Regions from separate parts of the Homo sapiens genome. Here region 1 is linked to region 2. The links are chromatin loops, found by intact Hi-C in ENCODE. Cell type or tissue: endothelial cell of umbilical vein. All regions are shown on one strand. Each heading gives the region's core, and the rest is flanking DNA. Links, peaks and the distances in the headings are about the cores only. Region 1 overlaps MYO3B (myosin IIIB). Region 2 overlaps MYO3B (myosin IIIB).

Region 1 (10,434 bases), core at 1,389-9,388, 51 kb after region 2:
AATCACCTAGAATGCTAGTTAAGACAGACTGCTGAACCCACTGCATAGTTTCCAATTCTGTGTGGGATGGAGGCGGGGATTCGTATTGTTATCAAGTTTCCAGAGGATAAGATGCTGCTGGTCTGGGGACTTCCCTTTGAAAATCACTGCTCTGGACATTACCTATCTCTGTGACACAACATTGAATCAGAGAAAGTGGGCTTTATATATGTGGCTTTCTCCTCATTCATTCAACAAACATTTATTGAGCACCTACTATATGTCAACCACAGGGCCAGGAAATGAAATAAGACACTTAAGAGACTAATACGATTATAATATCTTGGTCTTTGCAGCTGTTGTTTTCCAAAGCTAGTCTGGTGACATGTTGAGTGTCCTCCTGTATCTCAAGTGATCTCATTAAATTCTCGGGAAGTTGTCAAGAACAAAGTTACATTTACTTTTAGCTTTGCTGTGCAGGAAGAGGGTGGGAGTGTTCCAGACTTCTAAATAGTCTATAAAGTATATCATTTTCTAAAATTATTAGGAATGACTGCCTTTATTGTTTGTTTGTTTTTGTGAGACAGAGTCTTGCTCTGTCACCCAGGCTGCAGTGCGGTGGCATGATCTCACCTCACTGCAACCTCTGCCTCCTGGATTCAAGCTTTTCTCATGCCTCAGCCTCCTAAGTAACTGGGATTACAGGCCTGAGCCACCACACCTGGCTTTTTTTTGTATTTTTTTGTAGAGACAGGATTTCACTATGCTGCCCAGCCTGGTCTTGAATTCCTGGACTCAAGTCATCCATCTGCCTCAGCCTCTCAGAATGCTGGGATTACAGGCATGAGCCACCACACCCAGCCAGAAATTATTGCTGTTAAAGGTTATTTCCAGATTATAAACTATGCTACTTCTGCTAACCTGGCTGTAGTATATTCTCCCACATGGCAAAATTACTCTAAGCCCCACCAGATCTGAATGTTTTCATATATATTTAATTTAATTTAATTTAATTATTTATTTATTTATTTATTTATTTATTTATTTATTTTTAGGTGGAGTCTTACTCTGCCACACAGGCTGGAGTGCAGTGGTGTGGTCTCAGCTCACTGCAGCCTCCACCTCCTGGGTTCATGTGATTCGTTCTTACATATTTCTAATACATATGTCATTGCCATAATGTTTGTTCCCTGACTTTTTGCAAAAAAAAAAAAAAAAAAAAAAAAAAAAATCTAGGCAAGGCCAACATAAGGAAGTGTACAGTTTGAGGCTTGTGGGCATGAGGACAAAGGGATGGAAGAAGAAAGAAGACAGATTATAGTTGTCTTAATCCCCAATCCAATTTCTAATTAAGCTTAATTTATATTAATCATATACTTTTTCTGTTTTGCTTAAGTGACTGATATGGTTTAGCTCTGTGTCCCCACCCAAATCTCATGTTGAATTGTAATCCTCAGTGTTGGGGGAGGGACCTGGTGGGAGGTGATTGGATCATTGAGGTGGGGATTTCCCCCTTGCTGTTCTCATGATTGTGAATGAGTTCTTGTGAGATCTGGTTGTTTAAAAGTGTGTAGCACTTCCCCCTTCTCTCTCTCCTGCTGCCATGTGAAGATGTGCTTTCTTCCCCTTCCCCCTTCTGCCATGATTTTAAAGCTTCCTGAAGCCTCTCCAGTCATGCCTCCTGTACACCCTGTGGAACTGTGAGCCAATTAAACCTCTTTTCTTTATAAGTTACCCAGTCTCAGTCTCAGGTAGTTTTTTATAGCAGCATGAGAATGGACTAATACAGAAAATTGGTACCAGGAGTGGGGTATTGCTATAAAGGTATTACCATAAAGATAACTGAAAATGTAGAAGCAACTTTGGAACTGGGTAATGGGCAGAGGTAGGAACAGTTTGGAGGGATCAGAAGACAGGAAGGTGAGGGAAAGTTTGGAACTTCCTAGAGACTTGTTGAAGGGTTGTGACCAAAATGCTGATAGTGATATGGACAGTGAAGTCCAGGCTGAGGTGGCTTCAGATAGAGATGAGAAACTTACTGGGAGCTGCAGTAAAGGTCACTCTTGCTATGCTTATCAAAGAGACTGGTGGCATTGTGTCTCTAGAGATCTGTGGAACTTTGAACTTGAGAGAGATGATTTAGGATATCTGGTAGAAGAAATTTCTAAGCAGCAAAGCATTCAAGAGGGGTCCTGGCTGCTTCCAAAAGTCTACACTCATTTACATAAACAAAGAAATGACCTGAAACTAGAACGTTTATTTAAAAGGGAAGCAGAGCATAAAAGTTTGGAAAATTTGCAGCCCAATCATGTGGTTGTAAAGAAAAACACATTTTCTGTGGAAGAATTCAAGGCTGCAGAAATTTGTATGAGTAAAGAGGACCTGAATGTTAATAGCCAAAACAATGGAAAAAAACTCCTCCGGGGCATTTCAGAGACCTTCATGGCAGCCCCTCCCATCAAAGGCCTGCAGGCTTAGAGGGAAAAATGGTTTCCTGGGCTGGGCCCAGGGTCCCACTGCTCTGTGCAGCCTCAGGACATGGTGCCCTGCATCCCAGCCGATCTAGCTTCAGCTGTGGCTAAAAGGGGCCAAGGTACTGCTCAAGCCATTGCTTCAAGCCCCAAGCCTTGGTGGCTTCCACGTGGTGTTGGGCCTGTGGGTGCACAAAAACAAGAGTTGAGACTTAGAAGCCTCTGCCTAGATTTCAGAGGATGTATGGAAACACCTGGATGTCCAAGCAGAAGTCTGCTGCAATTGCAGAGCCTCATGGAGAACCTCTAATAGGGCAGTGCAGAGGAGAAATGTGGGGTTGGAGCCCCCACACAGAGTCCCCACTGGAGTACTGCCTAGTGGAGCTTTGAGAAGAGGGTTACTGTCCTCCAGACCCCAAATGGTAGATCTACCAATACCTTGCACTATGTGCCTAGAAAAGCTGCAGGCACTCAATGCCAGCCTGTGAAAGCAGCCAAACTTGCAGAACCAAAACGCTGAGCTGCCCAAAGCCTTGGGAGCCCACCTCTTGCATCAGTGTGGCCTGGATATGAGACATGGAGTCAAAGGATATTATTTTGAACCTTTAAGATTTAATGACTACCCTGCTGGGTTTCAGATTTGCATGGGGCCTATAGCCACTTTATTTTGTCCAATTTCTTCCTTTTGGAATGGGAGCATTTACCCAATGCCTGTACCCCCATTGTATCTTAGAAGTAACTAACCTGTTTTTGGTTTTACAGGCTTATAGGTGGAAGGGACTTGCCTTGCCTCAGATAAGACTTTGGACTTGGACTTTTGGGTTAATGCTGGAATGAGTTAAGACTTTGGGGGACTCTTGGGAAGGCATGATTGGTTTTGAAATGTGAGAAGGACATGAGATTTGGGAGAGGTTGGGGTGGAATAATATGGTTTAGCTCTGCATCGCCACCCAAATCTCATGTTGAATTGTAATCCCCAGTGTTGGGAGAGAGACCTGGTGGGAGGTGATTGGATCATGGGGGCGGATTTCCCCCTTGCTGTTCTCATGATAGTGAGTGAGTTCTCACAAGATCTGATTGTTTAAAAGTAAGCAGCACTTCCCCCTTCCCTCTGTCCTGCTGACATGTGAAAACGTGCTTGCTTTCCCTTTACCTTCTGCCAGAACTGTAAGTTTTCTGAGGCCTCCCCAATCATGCCTCCTGTACAGATTATGGAACTGTGAGTCAATTTCACCTCTTTTCTTTATAAACTACCGAGTCTTGGGTGGTTCTTTATAGCAATGTGAGAATGGACAAATACAGAGACTTTTCTCATTTTTACTAGATCTGGGTTTTTGGTTTCTTTGTTTTTGTTTTGCTTTGTTTTGTAATTTTGAAGAATAGGAACAGGGTGCTTTGGACATCAGTTATAGTCCTAGTAGTTTACCTCAACTGAGGGCTCTGTTCAAAACTGGTGCTCTCTGAAGGAACTCTGTGGATACCTACCAAGATTGATCATAGTGCCCCATTTCCCTTGAAAGAATCAGGATGAAAAGGAAGAACAAGGGATGTACTCCACAAAGGTCAGTGCTTTTCTCCACCCTCAGCCAGCTGAATCAATAGCAAGATTCTGACTCTATTGGAGGAGCTGAGGCTAGAGGAGTCTAGAGGCGGCTGGAGGGGAAAGTGGCCACAGATGTGAGAGTGGCAGATACAAGCCGCAGAGGTCACATGCCAGGCCACCATTCCTGAGGCCACATACCTCAGGAAAAACCTTTCACAGCCTGTTCTCATTCCTGCGACTCATTAAAGCACATTACAGAATTGAACAGTTTTTGAACATCATTTCTTCTTAGATTGTTGCTGCAAACATAGCTGTGAAAAGTTCTTGCTAAACTTTTCCGGTGCTTTCCTGAGTTCGTTAGGTCATGATGCACTTTTTGCCAATGCCAAGTTAGGTTTTGGCGTTGGCCCAGGACATCAGGAGTGCAGATGCCAAACAACACAAGGCGGGTGGTGTGTGAGTCAAGTTAGGGTATTTGGCTTCCAAGATTGGATGTTGATGGCATGGCTGTAAAATGTGCCTAGAGAAAATTTATTTTTAAATTCTTTTCTTATTTGATATAATTGAAACAACACATACTCTCAAGACTGCCCTGTTAACCACAGCTGCCTAGTTTATTTCATTTTAAAGGATTCTTTCAACTTTAAAATCAAACATACAATTGTTTAATGGTAGGGTTGTAGTGATTTTTCTTCTTTTTATGTTTGTTTGTTTTCTAAGATTGAGAATAATAAATTTGTTTGCGTTTTAAAAAGTTAATAGAGTTTACTTATTTGAGTAATTTTTGGCTTACAGAAATATTGAGCTTAAAGTACAAAATTCTTACATACCCTTTCTCCTCTCCTTTTCTCCCTGTTTCTTCTATAATTAACATCTTGTATTAGCATGGTTCATTTATTACAATTGATGAGCCCATATTGATACACTATTATTATTATTACATTAGAGTTCACTGTTTGTGCTGTACGTTCTGTGAGCTTTGACAAATGCGTAATGACCTGTATTCATCATGACAGTATCATACAGAATAATTTCACTGACCTAAAAATCCCATCTCTACCTCCTTATTCCTCCCTCCCCACAAGCCCCTGGCAACCACTATTTGTTTTTTTATTTATTTACTTATTGATTTTAGTGCCTCCATAGCTTTGCCTTTTTCAGAATGTCATATAGTTGGAATCATACAGTATATAGCCATTTCTGATTGACTTCTTTCACTTTAGCAATATGTACTTAAGAGGCCAGGTGTGGTGGTTTACACCTGTAATCCCAGCACTTTGGGAGGCTGAGGTGGGAGGATTGCCTGAGGCCAAGAGTTTAAGACCAGCCTGGACAACACAGCAACACCCTGTCTCTACAAAAAATTTAAATATTAGCCAAGTGTTTTGGTGCATGTCTATATTCCTAGCTACATGGAAGGCTGAGGTAGAAAGATCACTTGAGCCCAGGAGGTCGAGGGTGCAGTGAGCTATGATGGTACCACTGCACTCCAGCCTAGGCAGTAGAGCAAGATCCTATCTCTAAAATAATAATAATAATATGCATTTAAGATTCCTCCATGTCGGCTGGGTGTGGTGGCTCATGCTTGTAATCCCAGCACTTTGGGAGGCCAAGACAGGTGGATCACTTGAGGTCAGGAGTTCTAGACCAGCCTGAGAAACATGACGAAACACTGTCTCTACTAAAAGTACAAAAATTAGCTGGGCGTAATAGCACACGCCTGTAATCCCAGCTACTCAGGAGGCTGAGGCAGGAGAATCACTTGAACCTGGGAGGCAGAGGTTGCAGTGAGCCGAGATCACGCCATTGAACTCCAGCCTGGGCAACAGACCAAGACTCTGTCTAGAAAAAAAAAAAAAGATTCCTTCATGTCTTGTCATGGCTTGATAGCTTAATATCTTGGTTGCTTCCAAGTTTGGACAATTATGAGTGAACCTACCATAAACATTTGTGTTCAGGTTTTGGTGTGGATGTAACTTTTTAATTCATTTGAGTTAATACCTAGGAGCATGATTACTGGATTGTGTGGTAAGAGTATGTTTAGCTTTGCAAGAAACTGCCAAACTGTCTTCCAAACTGGCTTTACCATTTTGCATTTCCTTCAGCAATGAGTGAGAGTTCCTGTTGCTCTGCATCATTGTCAGCCTTTGGGGTCGTCAGTATCTTGGATTTTTACTTTTTTTTTTTTGAGACAGAGTTTAGCTCTTGTTGCCCAAGCTGGAGTACAATGGCACGATCTTGGCTCACTGCAACTTCTGCCTCCCGGACTCAAGTGATTCTCCTGCCTCAGCTTCCCAAGTAGCTGGGATTACAGGCATGTGTCACCACGTCTGGCTAATTTTTTGTATTTCAGTAGAAACGGGGTTTCACCATGTTAGCCAGGCTGGTCTCGAACTCCTGACCTCAGGTGCTCCACCTGCCTTGGCCTCCCAAAGTGCTGGGATTACAGGCGTGAGCCACTGCACCTGGCCAGATTTTGACATTTTAATAGTTGTGTAGTCACATCTCATTATTTTAATTTGCAATTCACTGATAACATGATATTAAGCATCTTTTCACAGCTTATTTCTTTCACATGCTTATTTGACATCTGTGCGTCTTATTTGGTGAGGTATCTATTCAGATTTTTTGACCATTTTAAAATTGCATTGTTTGTTTTCCTATTCTTGAGTTTTAAGAGTTCTTTGTATATTTTGGATACAGTCCTACGTTAGATACGTGTTTTTTTTTGTTTTTCTTTCCAACTTTTCTTTTAGGTTCAAAGGGTATGTCTGCAGGGTTTTTTATTTTTATTTTTATTTTTTTTTGAGACGGAGTCTCGCTCTGTCGCCCAGGCTGGAGTGCAGTGGCACGATCTCGGCTCACTGCAAGCTCCGCCTCCTGGGTTCACGCCATTCTTCTGCCTCAGCTTCCGGAGTTGCTGGGACTACAGGCGCCCACCACCATGCCCAGCTAATTTCTTGTATTTTTAGTAGAGATGGGGTTTCACTGTGTTAGCCAGGATGGTCTCCATCTCCTGACCTCGTGATCCGCCCGCCTCTGCCTCCCAAAGTGCTATTTATGTTTGCTAAGTTACTAAAACTCCTGGAAAAACTAGAAAAACTCAGGTTGTCTGCTAAAACAGTATTTAGCAAGAGATCAGTTTGTTGGTTTAAATTTCAGAGAGGGCTGGGAGATAATAAAATATACCTTTATTCCTCATTCATTAGGATATTTGTCCAGCAGATGTTACTTGAGCACCCACTAAATGGCAGACACTATGTTTGATATAATACAGGGAGCAAGAGCCAGGCTTGCTCTTGTGAAATTTATATTCTGAGAGAGATGGACAAATAAATTTGAAAACAAGTCTGCTTTGACTAGGGTGTTGATAGGGGTGAGCACAGGAGCTGTGGGAGCTCCAACGGTGATATGTGGTCTCCAGGAAAGGTTCAGATAAGCTTACTCCAAAACTCAGACCTGCAGCGAAGAGTCAGAAAAGATGTTTCCAGCCGTCTGCCCATTCTTTTTCCACACGGGGAGAAGCTCACATGTGAGAGATACAAGATCAAGGTGGTTGTTTATTTTGTTTTGCACCCCCAGCCCCCATCCTTGGTTATTTTTGGTTTTGCCTTTTAAAAAATTCTGAAATGTAACATGCTTACAGAAAAAAAAAATTCTTAAAACGGAGGCCAGACACCGTGGCTCATGCCTGTAATCCCAACACTTTGGGAGACCAAGGCGGGCGGATCACAAGGTCAGGAGATCAAGACCATCCTGGCTAACACGGTGAAATCCCATCTCTACTACAAATACAAAAAATTAGCCGAGCATGGTGGCGGGCGCCTGTGGTCCCAGCTACTCAGGAGGCTGAGGCAGGAGAATGGTGTGAACCCGGGAGGCGGAGCTTGCGGTGAGCTGAGATCGTACCACTGTACTCCAGCCTGGTACAGACAGAGTGAGACTCTGTCTCCAAAAAAAAAAAAATGCTTAAAACGAAAATGGACAGTATAATAAATTATTATAATGCAAGCACCATGTGAGCACAACCGAGATCACAAAACAGTCCTTGCCAGTGCCACAGAAGCCATCAGCATGCCCTTTCAGGATTATGACTCTCTTCCTGCATCCTACAGGTAACCACCTAAATATGTGTCTCTAAATATTATAGCTTAATTTTGCCTGTTTTTAAACTTTGCACAGCTGGAACCACATAGCATATATTCTTTGACTTCTAGCTTTTTCTCTTTTTTCCCTTAACATTATATTTTAAAGATTCACTTGTATATTTTCGTTACTGTATAGTATCCCATTTTAGGATGAGAGCACACTTTATGCATTCATGTTTCTGTTGATGGGCATCTGGGTTGTTTCTAGTTTGGAACCCTTACAAAGAAGAGATGTTCATGGATGATGGTCCCATACCCTTGGCAGGGTGGCAAAGCTGGCTTTGGAGTCAGTCAAACTTAAATTTACATCCCATCTATGCCACTCTAATAGCTTTGTGACTTTGGTCAAGTTAACTTAATCTCCCTATATCCCTCTTTCCTCATCTCCAAAATAGGAATAGTAACAGTACCTACGTCATAGGGTATAGATGTAAGGTGCTTAACACACTACTTCACATGTAGTAAGCACTCAACAAAAATTTGGTGCTGCATGGAGTTATTCTTGTTACTCATAGGAATATTTCATTTTTATTTGAGGAAGTTTTCTACAGAGTTAATATGGCCTAACCTATCCAGATTTAAGATTGTAGAAGCTTTCAAGGTCTTTTGTTCAACTCTCATTTTATAGATGAAAAGACTGCATATTAGTTGGCCAACCCAGAGCTAGAACCCAACCCAGAGCTGGGCTTTAGGGAGACATAGAGTCAGTAGTACCTCTGGATCAGCATTCTGGCACAGGCTATTCTTAAGGGCTCATTGGATGGCCATTTTAGCTTCTTAAATGTATTCTCCTCTTTGTTCTTTAAATAAATGGGAAAATAGAAGCCTTAAGGGGTTGACCAGTTAGCTCTATATTTGGCTGTAGACTGTAAAGTCTATTACATTATATCCAAGTTGTTTGATTATTTATTCATTGGTCAGAATTTAGGGTTTCAAGGGCTCTATCCTAATTAGGCCAAAAGATCAGAGAGCAAAATAAGGCACATAAAGCCATGCCTGGGGGATTATTGGCATTAGGTAGAGGTGTTTTGTTTAGTTTGGACTGCAGTTGAATTTGGATTAAAAATACTTGCAATTTTTTAAAAAGAACAGATATATCTCTTATTAAACAAACTATAAATATAGTTTGGATAATGACGGGAGGGAGAAATTCAACATAAACTGGATATTAAATGAGTCTGTAATTTTTCTCCCTACCAAGAACAATTCACAATGACTTCCTGACCTCCCACTTTCAAATCATGCACTCTATCCTAGACTAGAGCTTTGCCTGAGCACTGCCCACCACCATCACCCCCACACTCACTCCTCCGGTCCCACATTGTCCCCTCTTTCCAGTGTTTTGCTGATATTTAAGGTTTTTATTACACTAAAATTCCCTGTTCTGTGATCTGTGTTCCTGGGTTCCTAAGAATGTGTGTGTGTTTGTCTGTGTGTGTGTGATGCTCTGGAAGCTTTGAGGGGATTCTGGGTCAGGACTTATCCAAAAATAAGACTCCAGATTATTAGCTTACTACATGTAGAATAATGCCTGGTACATAGTAAGCATCTAATAAAGTTTAGCTGCTGCTACTGCTATTTCTTACTCTTCCATTGCGAATCACTTTTGAAAGTACCTAATTTCCAAGTTTAGCAACTCCTTTCTTCTTTCCACTCAAATTATCAAGTCTTCTGGAGTGCGCTACAATTTCTAAAAAACTACACTTGTTTTCCCTCGATACTACCACAAGTCTCAAGAGTATATCACCTTGAATCTTTACTGCATTTGAGTGGGACCAATTTGTTGGTATTTTCTGTGTCTGGCAGTTTGTGTAATGGGAGGGAGTTGTTTCATTAATCCACCTAAATGGTTTCAGGAATATTTATAGCTCCCACAGACTCAGATCCCCAAGTCACCATCCAGAAAGGTCTGTTTGGCTGCTTAGCAGTGAGCAATTAGAACAGCCAGTCTACCCAGACACCAGGCTGGTTTGTCTGACCTAATATACGTGAAGACTCAGTGTTCCCAAAGGGATTCTTCCTTTTTAGAGGAAGAAATTAATGATATCCCTTTTTGTTAAATTGGTGCCAGTATTTTCCCTAAGCAGCCCATTTAAAAGAGCAAATTCAAACAGGGTCCAAGAAACAATTGCAAGAGATCTACAAAGATCTTAGGGGATGAGTTTACACACTATCCTAATTTCAAAGGAGCCGTTTTTATGCCAGGACACAATGGCTGGGTTCTCCCAATGGATACACACCCACTGTAAATGGCAAACTCTGCATTTGTGCAGAAATCAGATAAATGGAAAGA
Region 2 (10,434 bases), core at 989-8,988:
TGTGCTGCAGGCATATACCAAGGGGTGGCTTGGAGCCAGGAGATACAAAAGGGTCAGAGAGAAGAGAGAGAAGGGAGCCATTGCCATCCAGTCAGGTAAATGGTCCTGTTCTCATAAATACTGCCCTGGGTATTGGCATGTCATTAAGTACTGGGGAATACTCAACTGTTTCTCTTCTAAGTGGTTTCCCTCCCTCCCTTCCTTCTCCCCTCCCTCCCTCCCTTCCTTCCTTCCTTCTTTCCTTCCTTCCTTCCTTCTTTCCTTCCTTCCTTTAGCAAATGTGTATCAAATGTGTATCAAGTGCCTACTACACAGGTTCTGTGCCAGGTGCTGAAATCACAGCCATGAGCAAGACTGTGTAGGGGTGAAAGAAACTTTCTTTCCGTGTCCTGAAGATTTGATAATTTGAGTCTATAAAACAAACTGAGAAAGACAGGTTAACAGGAGAAAAGACATACAAATTTATTAACATGCAAGTCATAAAAAGTGTGAAACTCAAAGGCCAGATGGTTGAAGCTTAAATACCCTCTTCATAGGGGAGAGGGAAGTGGAGGATGTAGATAGTTTTAAGGGAAGATTCAAAGGTTTACGAGGGAAATGAATGGGCCTAAGGAACAGGCAATAGCCTGGGACAAAGTTCATCTGACCTCTGGGTGATATTTACTCCAGTCTTTCTTCCTGGGGTATGCATCAGTTTCTCCTGGTTGAGGAGATATCTGGGGAAGGGATTCACACAGTTGAATATCTTCTGGAGGAGTTTGCCTTTAATAGATAGGGAGAGTTCAGAGAAAGCCCTTCCCTGCATTTGCTGCTACCCAGGTGCTCTAAGTTTGAAGTCAAAGCAGCATATTTTGGAGAATTATTATCTGAGCCCCAACAACTGCCATGGTCCCTGACTTGCAGGTAAGCAAACAAGTCTTTACAACATGAGTGACAGGATAGATAGTGGCGGTATAAATGGACCAGTGATGTAAAGCCCCAGTCACACAGATATGTGCCGCATCTCCCAGAATGACTGAGATAATATACACTTCAGGTCTGTGGTCAGGTGTTCAGTACCAGAGTTACTAACGCCATTTCCAGAAGGCTTTTCTAGTCCAGATGGAACTTATAAACCAAGGGAAGAGGTTGCTAATCTCTTTCATGTGCCCTGCCTAGTCAGTGCCTCTTTGTTTACGTATATGTGTTATTAGTGTTACACACAACATTTAAGTTCCTGTGCAATAGACAAATGATTATGAAAGCACCAGATCTTGAACAAAGTGGATGATTTCCCTTATGCTCTCATAACCCAGAATCCTCATGTGGCTCAGTCTATTTTGGACTTCATGAGCTCACCCAGCAACTTCGAGAGTTGTGATGCTGAGACGGGAGGAACAAAGACATTATGCTCCTCGTGGGTGGCTTAATGCCCCAGTTTTGTATCTAAAGGGCTTACCACCTTTGCCCCAGAGAGTCCCTTCCTCTTTTCTCTCTTTTTCTTCACCTTTCTTCCCTGCCTTTTCCCTTCCCACTGCACATCTTTCCTCTCCCTCAGCATACCTCTCGGCACAGAATTCACTCACAGCAAATGACAGTGTTGTGCTACTTATCATTTCCCTTAACTCCGCTCTTTCTCTTCTTCAACTTTCCTGTTTATATTTTTCTCCCAAATAACAGATTTTGAAAGGGTCAGGCTATTCCAGTTCCTTTCTACCATCCCTGCCAAACCCTTCCACCTGTATCATATCCCCGAGTCTTGAAGACAGGGCTTTCTCCAGGGATTAGAATGACAGGAAACCATCTCACCTGGAGTAGGGGTCCCATGTGATTCATCAGTGGAACCCAGAGTGTTCTGGAAATCACTGCCTGAACAAAAGCAACCCCTCAGAAGCATCTTTAAAGCCAAGCTGTGAGAACAGAGAGGCCTCTCTTCTCGCCATAGATCACATACCTCTGCTTATTTTGTTCAGTGAGAAAGCAGGAGGGAGGATGAGACGGGCAATAGGCTGGAGGGGAAAACAGCTTATATCAATTCTCTGGCACGTTCTTAAATTAATGTCATTCCTAGCACATGGTTTTATATTTTTAGCCTGGAGAGGATATGATGCTCGGAGGAAATTTAAGAAAATAAGCAACAGAAGGAATGAGTCTGCTGCTCATAATCAAGCAGGTAATTAAAACATCATTTTCACAGTGTCCACTTGAAAATATTCTGTGACTAACTTCTGTGAATGTAGAAAAGCTGAAAGGTTAATAATTCAGGAGCACTGGAATGAGTCAAGAGTTCTGGGAGACAGGAGTCCTAGTGTTCTGACCCTCCTTGTGTGATAACTATGATGCTAACGGTGAGCATGAGCATTTGCTGTTTGCCACACTTGGCTAAGGATGCTCTGACTGGGTTCTCTTGTATACCTGATATTATAGAGGAGGAAACTGAGGCACTGAGAAGTGAAGGGACTTGTCCACCATCACACAGTTCATCAGTTGCAGAGCCAGCATTTGAACACAGGCCGTTTGGATAGAGTCAGCATCGCATACTGCCACCTGAACAAAACCCTTTCCCTCTCGGAGTCATATGTCCCTCGTCTGTTAAATGAGAGCGCTGGTTAAAAAGGTCCAGAAGGTGCCTTCCCATTTTGGAATTCTCTAATTATATGCAAGACCTGTTTCTTAGCATCACAGAGGAGGAATCACTCAGGGAGTTTCCCAGCAAACTGTTTCCCAAATCCAGGCTTATATGTGGCTATCATGGTCCTCTGGGCCCCATGGCATGAGCACATGGTGGCTTTTATGGCTCGGCTTGCTATTGGCAGCCTGAGAGGTGTAAGCTCTGGTTTCTGACTCATCCGTCCCCTCTCTGGCTCTTCAGTCACTCTGCTCTTCTGCAAATGGCAGTGTCCACTGTGGGTGCGGGTGCCAGGCTGGGCTCCTTCCCTCATTTGAAGCTGCATATTCCTACTCGAGGCTCTGGAAGAAACAGGCCCCTGAGCTCCAGGAGCCACAAGAAATTAGAGACAGAATGAGAGAAATAGCCAGGCTGGTAGACTCAGCAGCAGAGAGAGTGATAGGATTTCACATACAGCTGAGCTTGAAGGAAACTCTTAAATAAAACAGCTGCAACCTCTTGAAAGAAGTCCCTCCTCGGAACCTGGCTCCAAGTAAACTTCTCAGAACTCTTAGACCACTGTAGAAGCCTGATGTCTTCATTCAAAACGAAAATAGTTGGGCGGAAAGAGTGCTATTAAAATGCAAATGTTAACTTTTAACACCATCTCCTAGGAATTCTAAGCTCTACAACTTCAAAGCCCCAGGAAGAGGGATGCAATTCTTGTTACAGCTTAAGAGAGAACTCAAAGTGCATCATTTGTTCCCTACTTGCCTGCCTCCCAACACGCACACAATCTCTCATTAAAACAGGGTACCAAACTGATTTCTGATCTTGCAGTTTGGTACAAAGGCCAACATGTGTTTTAAAATTTAAACTTGCTTGAGCTTATTTATTGTTGATCCACTGAGTTCAGTATACAGGAATCATAAATCCAATTTTCCCTAAGTGAAAGTCATCTTTTGAGTGCTCCCTGTCTTGCACTCTGTTAATGCCAAGTGAATACTGCTGTAAAACAGAAATGGGTCTGCTTCATCATCATGGATCAGGATAGTAATAATTGTATCTTTTCAGTGGAGCACCTATGGGGTAGCTACCATGGAAGGATAATGTTGCTCAGCGAAACTTTAAAAAGCATGTTTCTTTAAGGGTGTCTCCCTTTTTTTTTTTTTTTTTTAGCCTTGCAAGCACCCAGCAGGACTTTAGAAAACACATTAAGGTGCCTTCCTTTTTTTTAGCCTTGCAAGCACCCAGCAGGACTTTAGAAAACACATTAAGGTGCCTTCCTTTTTTTTAGCCTTGCAAGCACCCAGCAGGACTTTAGAAAACACATTTCTTTAAGGGTGCCGTCCTTTTTTTTTTTTAGCCTTGCAAGCACCTCCCCTTTCTTAGCCTTGCAGCCAAAGTGTTCTTGCCTATCAAGTGATGTTGGGAACTTCCATTAACTGAGTCTGCAGGGGCTTAGATGGGCATGAAGGTGGCACCAACACCACCTCTGCCCTCTTAGAAGTAGTGTGGCAGCCAGAGCAAAGGCAGACAGCATCTGCCCTTTAGCCAACACCGTGGACAGGAATTGGTGCGCTGGTTTTGTGTTGGTGGTAAAGATGCATGAATAGGGTAGCAATCTTTGCAATTTTATGGGCAGTTTACTTTTACTTGGGAATATTTTCCTTATCTTTAGATTTGAAGGCATAATTGCGTTTATCTAAGAAGCAAAGCAACTCATTCCGACGTTTCTGTTTGGGGTTGTGATCTTCCCCAAACATAATCTCATTACAAGCCTCTCTTCGTCCCACTAGGACATTTCCTAGTAGAACCAGACCCAGATACAGTGGCTCCCCGCTTTAGGAGCCTGCAGGAAGTGGCTTAGGGATGTTGTCACAGCACAACCATTTCCGGTTGTTTTCTAAGGTTATTCTCTAATTTATTATTTTTTCAACAAATCATTTCATTTGAAATTTAGATTCTGTGGAATGCATTTGTATTTCTAGTTCTGGCCCATAGTATTTTCTTAAGTGGTGTTGCTAAGATATGTTATATATTTTTAAAAGAGCGGCCCTTGAAATTTAGGAAGCATTTGGCCTACATGTTGCTACAGGGCAGCACATATTGAAATTTGTTTTCCTTTCATCTCCTTCCCAATAAAAGCAGCCGTGCGGCTTATCCCTTTAGCTTCCTCAGAACTTCCTTTCAGAATTCCCGATCTATTACGGCACATTCACATACCAGAAACAAGATGCCTTTTCATGCTGTCAACCTTTTTCATCTGAAATGTAAATTAATTCTTGCTGGTATGCCTTGACAGAGATCAAAGTCAGGGTATTAACCTTCCCAGGCTTTCTCCTCATAAGGACTGGGCGGCCACCATTAGGAACTCTGTGTCCTTGTTATCGGGCCCTCCTCCAGGCAGCCCTCGGTCTAGGAGCCACCATTTCAAAGCCTCAGAGTCCTTGGTAAATGTCCTCATCATTACTTTCAACTGGGTGAGAAATAATCTGCCTGGCTAATTATTGCTCGTTTTTAATTGTGGGCCCTTCATTCAGATTCCAGGAGCAGGTTTCAGTGATTCTGACAGCCAGTGGTCTTGGTGTGATCGAGGGAGGGACAGGGCTCCAGATTGGAAACCTCTCCCCCAACTCAGTGGGTCATTTCTTGCCTGTCAGTCTTTGAGGTAGGCCACATTTGCATTTTCAAAATAAACAGATGCCTTTCAAATACATGAGCTGGTGGTCTAGAGATCTCTGCGGGCCCAAACAGTTCACCAGCCAGTAATCAAATGCTGGAAGAGAAAACAAACGGAAAAAAAATACCCTGGGTACACAAGGATACATTTCCTATGTGTATAACACTGCACAGTCAATAAAGGGCCTTTATGAGATGTAGGGGGGAGAGGGGAGAGGGGAGAGGAAGAGAAAGTAAAGGAGCCTGAGCAAAGGTATTGTCTATCAGTTTCTTTTCTGCGGGGCTGAGGGAGGTGGGAAGCAACTCTGCATATCACCTTGGCAAGAAGTGGCATGTTTCATTGTTTTTTGTACTGGTTAATTCTGACAATGGGTTCTTGCCACAGGAAAACACATTCCTTTAAATGCCAAATAATTAAAATACATACTTTGTTAAAATCCGAAAAAAATTGTACATATTAGTGTTCAAATAGATGGTGTATTCTAAGTAAAAACTAACAGTGACCTTGATTCCATTACTAATCTGTTATATTTTTAAATTACCTTATGTTTCAGAAATTGGACCTAACTACATTTATTCAACCAAAAAAAGCTTACATTCCTCAGTGAAAATTATCAAAACAAACTAACTGCAGGGAACTTTATTAAAGACCTACATGTAATATCTCATTCATTAATTTTTCTAAAGCTCTGGCTTTAAAACTGCCCCTCTAATTCAGGATATGTGTTTTAGATGAGAGCAAAGTTGTGGGCCTCCCTCTCTCAAAGGAGAAATGCCCTTTGAATAGGTGACAGTGGAGCCCTAGGGGCTGGAACCTTCTCCCAGGAGGAGTGGTCTTCCAGCACCTCACTGCTTCTCCCCACACACACGCACAGGAGTCGGAAGAGACGCTAGTTTACAGGACATTTTCATCTAATTGCTTCAGTGCTGTGGAAATTGTTATTTTCTCTTTCTCTCTGTTGTTGGATCAGCTTCCTACATACTCCCCTCCTTGGCCCTGCCAAAAACACAGATGTTATCACAAGATAACAATAGCTCTAACAGTGACGGCCATTTCTCTTCTGATGCTCTTTGGGGAGAGTGCTTTTCCCAGCATCAGCAGAGACTCTGACGAGGCTGGCAGGGTGCCTTCCTTGAGCCTGTGAACAGGCATTTTAAGCCACTGCAGCTGGGAACCACTGGGCACATCATGTGATGCATGCAGAGCAGAGTTGCTTTAAATGCTGCTACCAGAAGAGAAAGCAAACATCGTATCCAGACAGCCTGACCCTACTTTGTAACAGAACCAAGTTTTTGGTGTATAAAACTGCCTGAACTTTTAAACTCTTTCAGTGCAAGGTTTTCTCCTAGCCTTTTCAAAAGGCTGTTTAAAAGGCTGTTTCCTTTAGCATCATCAGTGGGTTGGCAATGATTAGGTGGTTGTAATTTCCTAGAACTAAATTTCCCGCTATTTGCCTACGTGTGCAGGACAACTATATTTAAACTGGGATATTTCTTTCATTCACTTACTTAACTACTATTTGTTAAGCACCTACTTTATGCTGGGGCTCCCACGGTAAACAATGAGATTTAATTTGGGGCTTCAAATTATCCAACTCCAATACAGAGCACTCTAAAATATGCTTTCCCTCAAAGGGATGCTGTTTGAATAAATCAAGTACTCTGTATTTTGCCAACGCTCTTTGGAATGGAGCTCTGTAAAATCTAAAACAATACAAAGAGTACAAATTATTATAAAACACAGCCAAGTGTATGCATTGAAATGACCCATGCTTCTTGAAGGTAAAAATGACTGTAGTAGATATTTTTCATCCTGCTAAAGCTGTACATAAGTAGATTGTTGATCCCAAGCCAAACAAGAGGGGGACTGTAAGTAAATGCACCATTGAAAGAAAAGGTCCATTTTGAACAAACAGAAGGAAAACAAGCATGCCCTCTGTCACTCTTTTCTGTGTCTCTATTTGTAGTTCTACCTCTATTTCACTTTTTCTTCACTCATTTCATTTCTATTTCTTAGATCCCTGGTCATTTCACACAAAAGCTAAATTCTTCAAACTCACTGTCTTTATCAGAGGAAGCACAGGTGTGAGAGAAGACAAGATCCAAACTCTTCTTGGCCGTAGGGCAGGAGGCAGCTGCTTCTCTTTTCCTGGTGTTTTCCGTATCCACATATCCACAGAATAGCAATAAAACATCTGGGGGAAATAATTTACCTGGTGCACCTGAGCTTGAGATGCACTGTGAACTGCAAACTAGCCCTCCCCATCCGCCTACCCCCCCATCTTCTAAACCTTTGTTTAACACAAGACAGGATGCCCTTCAGTCCTAGGCGAGGGGTCCTGCTCACTTCACTCTCATGCTATCTTGGTTTCCCTAGCTCTCCCATACTTGAGAAAGTGGGGCTTTCTTTCTTTCTTTTTCTTTTTCTTTTTTTTGAGATGGAGTCTCACTCTGTCACCCAGGCTGGGGTGCAATGGTGCGTTCTTGGCTCACTGCAATCTCCCCTTCCTGAGTTCAAGGGATTCTCCTGCCTCAGCCTCCCAAGTAGCTAGGATTACAGACATGCACCACCACACCCAGCTCTTTTATTAGTAGAGATGGGGTTTCACCACATTGGTCAGGCTGGTCTCAAACTCCTGACCTCAAGTGATCCGCACGCCTCAGCCTCCCAAAGTGCTGGGATTACAGGCGTGAGCTACTGTGCCTGGCCTGGGGCTGATTTCTGACAGCTGCAGGCTTAACATATCTTGTAGGGGGAAATGTCTAGGGGGAAAGCATTGTGGTTTACTTGAGGAAAACATACCTTGTCTGTGACAAGGCTTAGAGCAAGTGGTGTAGTACAGAGACAGGATGGCCTGTGGTTTCGAGGTTTCTGACAAGAAATGAGCTCTGCCAAATCTCTCTTTGGCACAAACGATAGAATTTTTGTCATGGCATAGCTTGGAATGCACAGGAATCTCCTTTGCTATGGAATAAAATTATTGCCCATGCTAGGATTAAATAAGCCAGAGGGCAGAATACTGTTTACCTAATGCACAGAGAGGAAGCTGCAAAGTCATTGTGGGCTGGAGGTCCACTTGTGCCCAATATCATACCGGCATGGCACAAGTATGCTTAAGATGAAACTTTTGTGCAACAGTAGGTACCCCTAGGACTCGATATTATAACTTCAGAGGACGCCAGGGTTAGAGCCTACAATCTGGAATCAGTTTTCTCCATTATGAACCTTGTTTAGCATTCCAGAGTCTAGCTGCAAAGAAGTGGTGCCTGAAAAGGTATCTTTGCCACCTCAACACAGAATGAAACAACATTATTATGATCGATTACACACTTGAGTTGCCTTTACTCTATGTCTTTAAAACAATTTCATGTAGAATCATAAAATATGTTATCACATTTTATAACTTTTATTAGTTGTTTAGACTGTAACTACACAATAGTAAAGAAACGTTTAGGGGAAAGCTAACTGGGCTGTGGCAAGAATGATCATGCTATTTTTCTTCAAAAGACTCTTGGAAATAGAAAGGCAGGCTTTGTTTTACCTCTTAACAGAGGAACCAGGAGCACAGAGAGTTAAATAAGTTGTGTCTCCCTTATGTGTTCTGCAAGTTTAAACACTGGTTTCAGAGCCCTCTTCAGAGCCTTCACTCAGTGCTCTTTTCAGTAGACCATGCCCTGCCATTGGTTTCCATCTTGAATATGACACATTGGAAATAAGGTACCAGTCAAAGCTTTGGAAAGAGTTGAAATACTGTCCTAGGCATGTGGAGTTTAGAGTCAAACAATGAATGTTAAATGATGGCTATGCTGCCATTTGCCATGTAGTTTGGGGAAAAGTACTTAACTTCTGAGCCTTAGTTTCCTCAGCTGTAAAATGGGACTCATTAAGGCCTAATCCTCAGGACTGCTATGAAAATGATAGCAGGTAATATATGCAAAGCATCCTGCACAGTACCTGGCTCATGGTACGTATTCACTAAATGAAATGTTACTTCCCTCTCTGTACTCCCTTCCTAAATGTCAACTTCACTGGGGGGGAAAAAAGTCTGTGAAATACTCTTCTATGGAGGACATAATAATGCTGTAACTTCAGGCCGGGCACAGTGGCTCAAGCATATAATCCCCGCACTTTGGGAGGCCGAGGCGGGTGGATCACTTGAGGTCAGGAGTTTGAGACCAGCCTGGCCAACATGGCAAAATCCTGTCTCTACTAAAAACACAAAAATTAGCTGGACATGGTGGCGCATGCCTGTAATCCCAGGTACTTGGGAGGCTGAGCAGGGAGGATTGCATGAACCCAGGAGGCATAGGTTGCAGTGAGCCAAGATCGCACCACTGCACTCCAATCTGGGTGACACGGTGAGACCCTGTCTCAAAAAAACAAAAACAAAATGCTATAACTTCAAAAAGATGAAACAATTTCTTTCATTTCTGGAGAAAAATAGTACCTGTCAAATCTCAAATTAGATTACAGTAAAATCTTTGTAAAAAGAATTTTCCAAGTCTTAACTTACGTCTTGTTTATTTGACAGGGAAAAAATAGAATACAACAATAACATGTAAGAGATTTCAAGTGGTTTTGTTTTTGTTTTTTGTGAAGAGCTGTGCTCCATTCATGCTGAAACCTTGATTCATTTGTGTATATAAAATTTTCAGGAAGCTCAAAATTGTTAAGACTTAGGTGTGCTCCTGACATCATTTGTCCCCCTCACTAGTTTGAGGCCCTTTTGCAACTTGTTCTGAAAGATAGCAAGTTCCATTGTCACCCTGCTTCTGTAAAGCCAGAAATTCTAAAATCTAGGAGCTAAATATCACCAGATTTGTTGCCTTCTGGTGTGGAAAGCAAGTTGCCTTTCAGATGTCTGAAGAGTTGGAAGATCTTGGTGTACCTATCATGTTTAACCCACAGTGACGGGTGATGGGCAGCCTAACAGCTGAACGACAGCCGTTTGGCCGGGAGTTCAAACCTCAACACGATGAGCCATAGCAGGATCACGGTTTGATTTGCTGTGGCCATGAAGTCTGAATCACCAAATACAGAAGCAGAGGCAAGGGTGACAGCTGGTAGCCATTCTCGTCAATAAAGTTGTGACAGTTGAGATGTACAAGTAACTAGAGCCTGCTAATTTCATAGACTTTGAGCCAAGTGCTTAGTGTCAAAACCA

The links. A loop is a pair of places that touch in the nucleus more often than their neighbours do. Peaks named below come from ENCODE experiments on the same cell type or tissue, not always from the same donor. Only the 100,000 strongest peaks of a DNase experiment are listed, where the experiment ranks them.
Region 1: it touches region 2 in a loop (3-fold over the local background); 3 of 110 quality-filtered maps call a loop at or near these places.

The regions. Positions count from the first base shown.
Region 1 is chr2:170,550,358-170,560,791 of GRCh38, forward strand. The region is part of intron 32 of MYO3B (myosin IIIB); the gene reads left to right. Among named protein-coding and RNA genes, the nearest start is that of LINC01124, 160 kb to the right of the region's middle. In endothelial cell of umbilical vein, for the core only: no CTCF peak of the experiment used is centred there; a DNase peak (open chromatin) is centred at 4,404; H3K27ac peaks cover 497 bases.
Region 2 is chr2:170,499,714-170,510,147 of GRCh38, forward strand. MYO3B (myosin IIIB) reads left to right here. Exons shown (of 35, transcript NM_138995.5): 27 at 1-95; 28 at 2,072-2,152. Among named protein-coding and RNA genes, the nearest start is that of MYO3B-AS1, 150 kb to the left of the region's middle. In endothelial cell of umbilical vein, for the core only: no CTCF peak of the experiment used is centred there; DNase peaks (open chromatin) are centred at 4,508, 4,518 and 6,338; H3K27ac peaks cover 3,105 bases.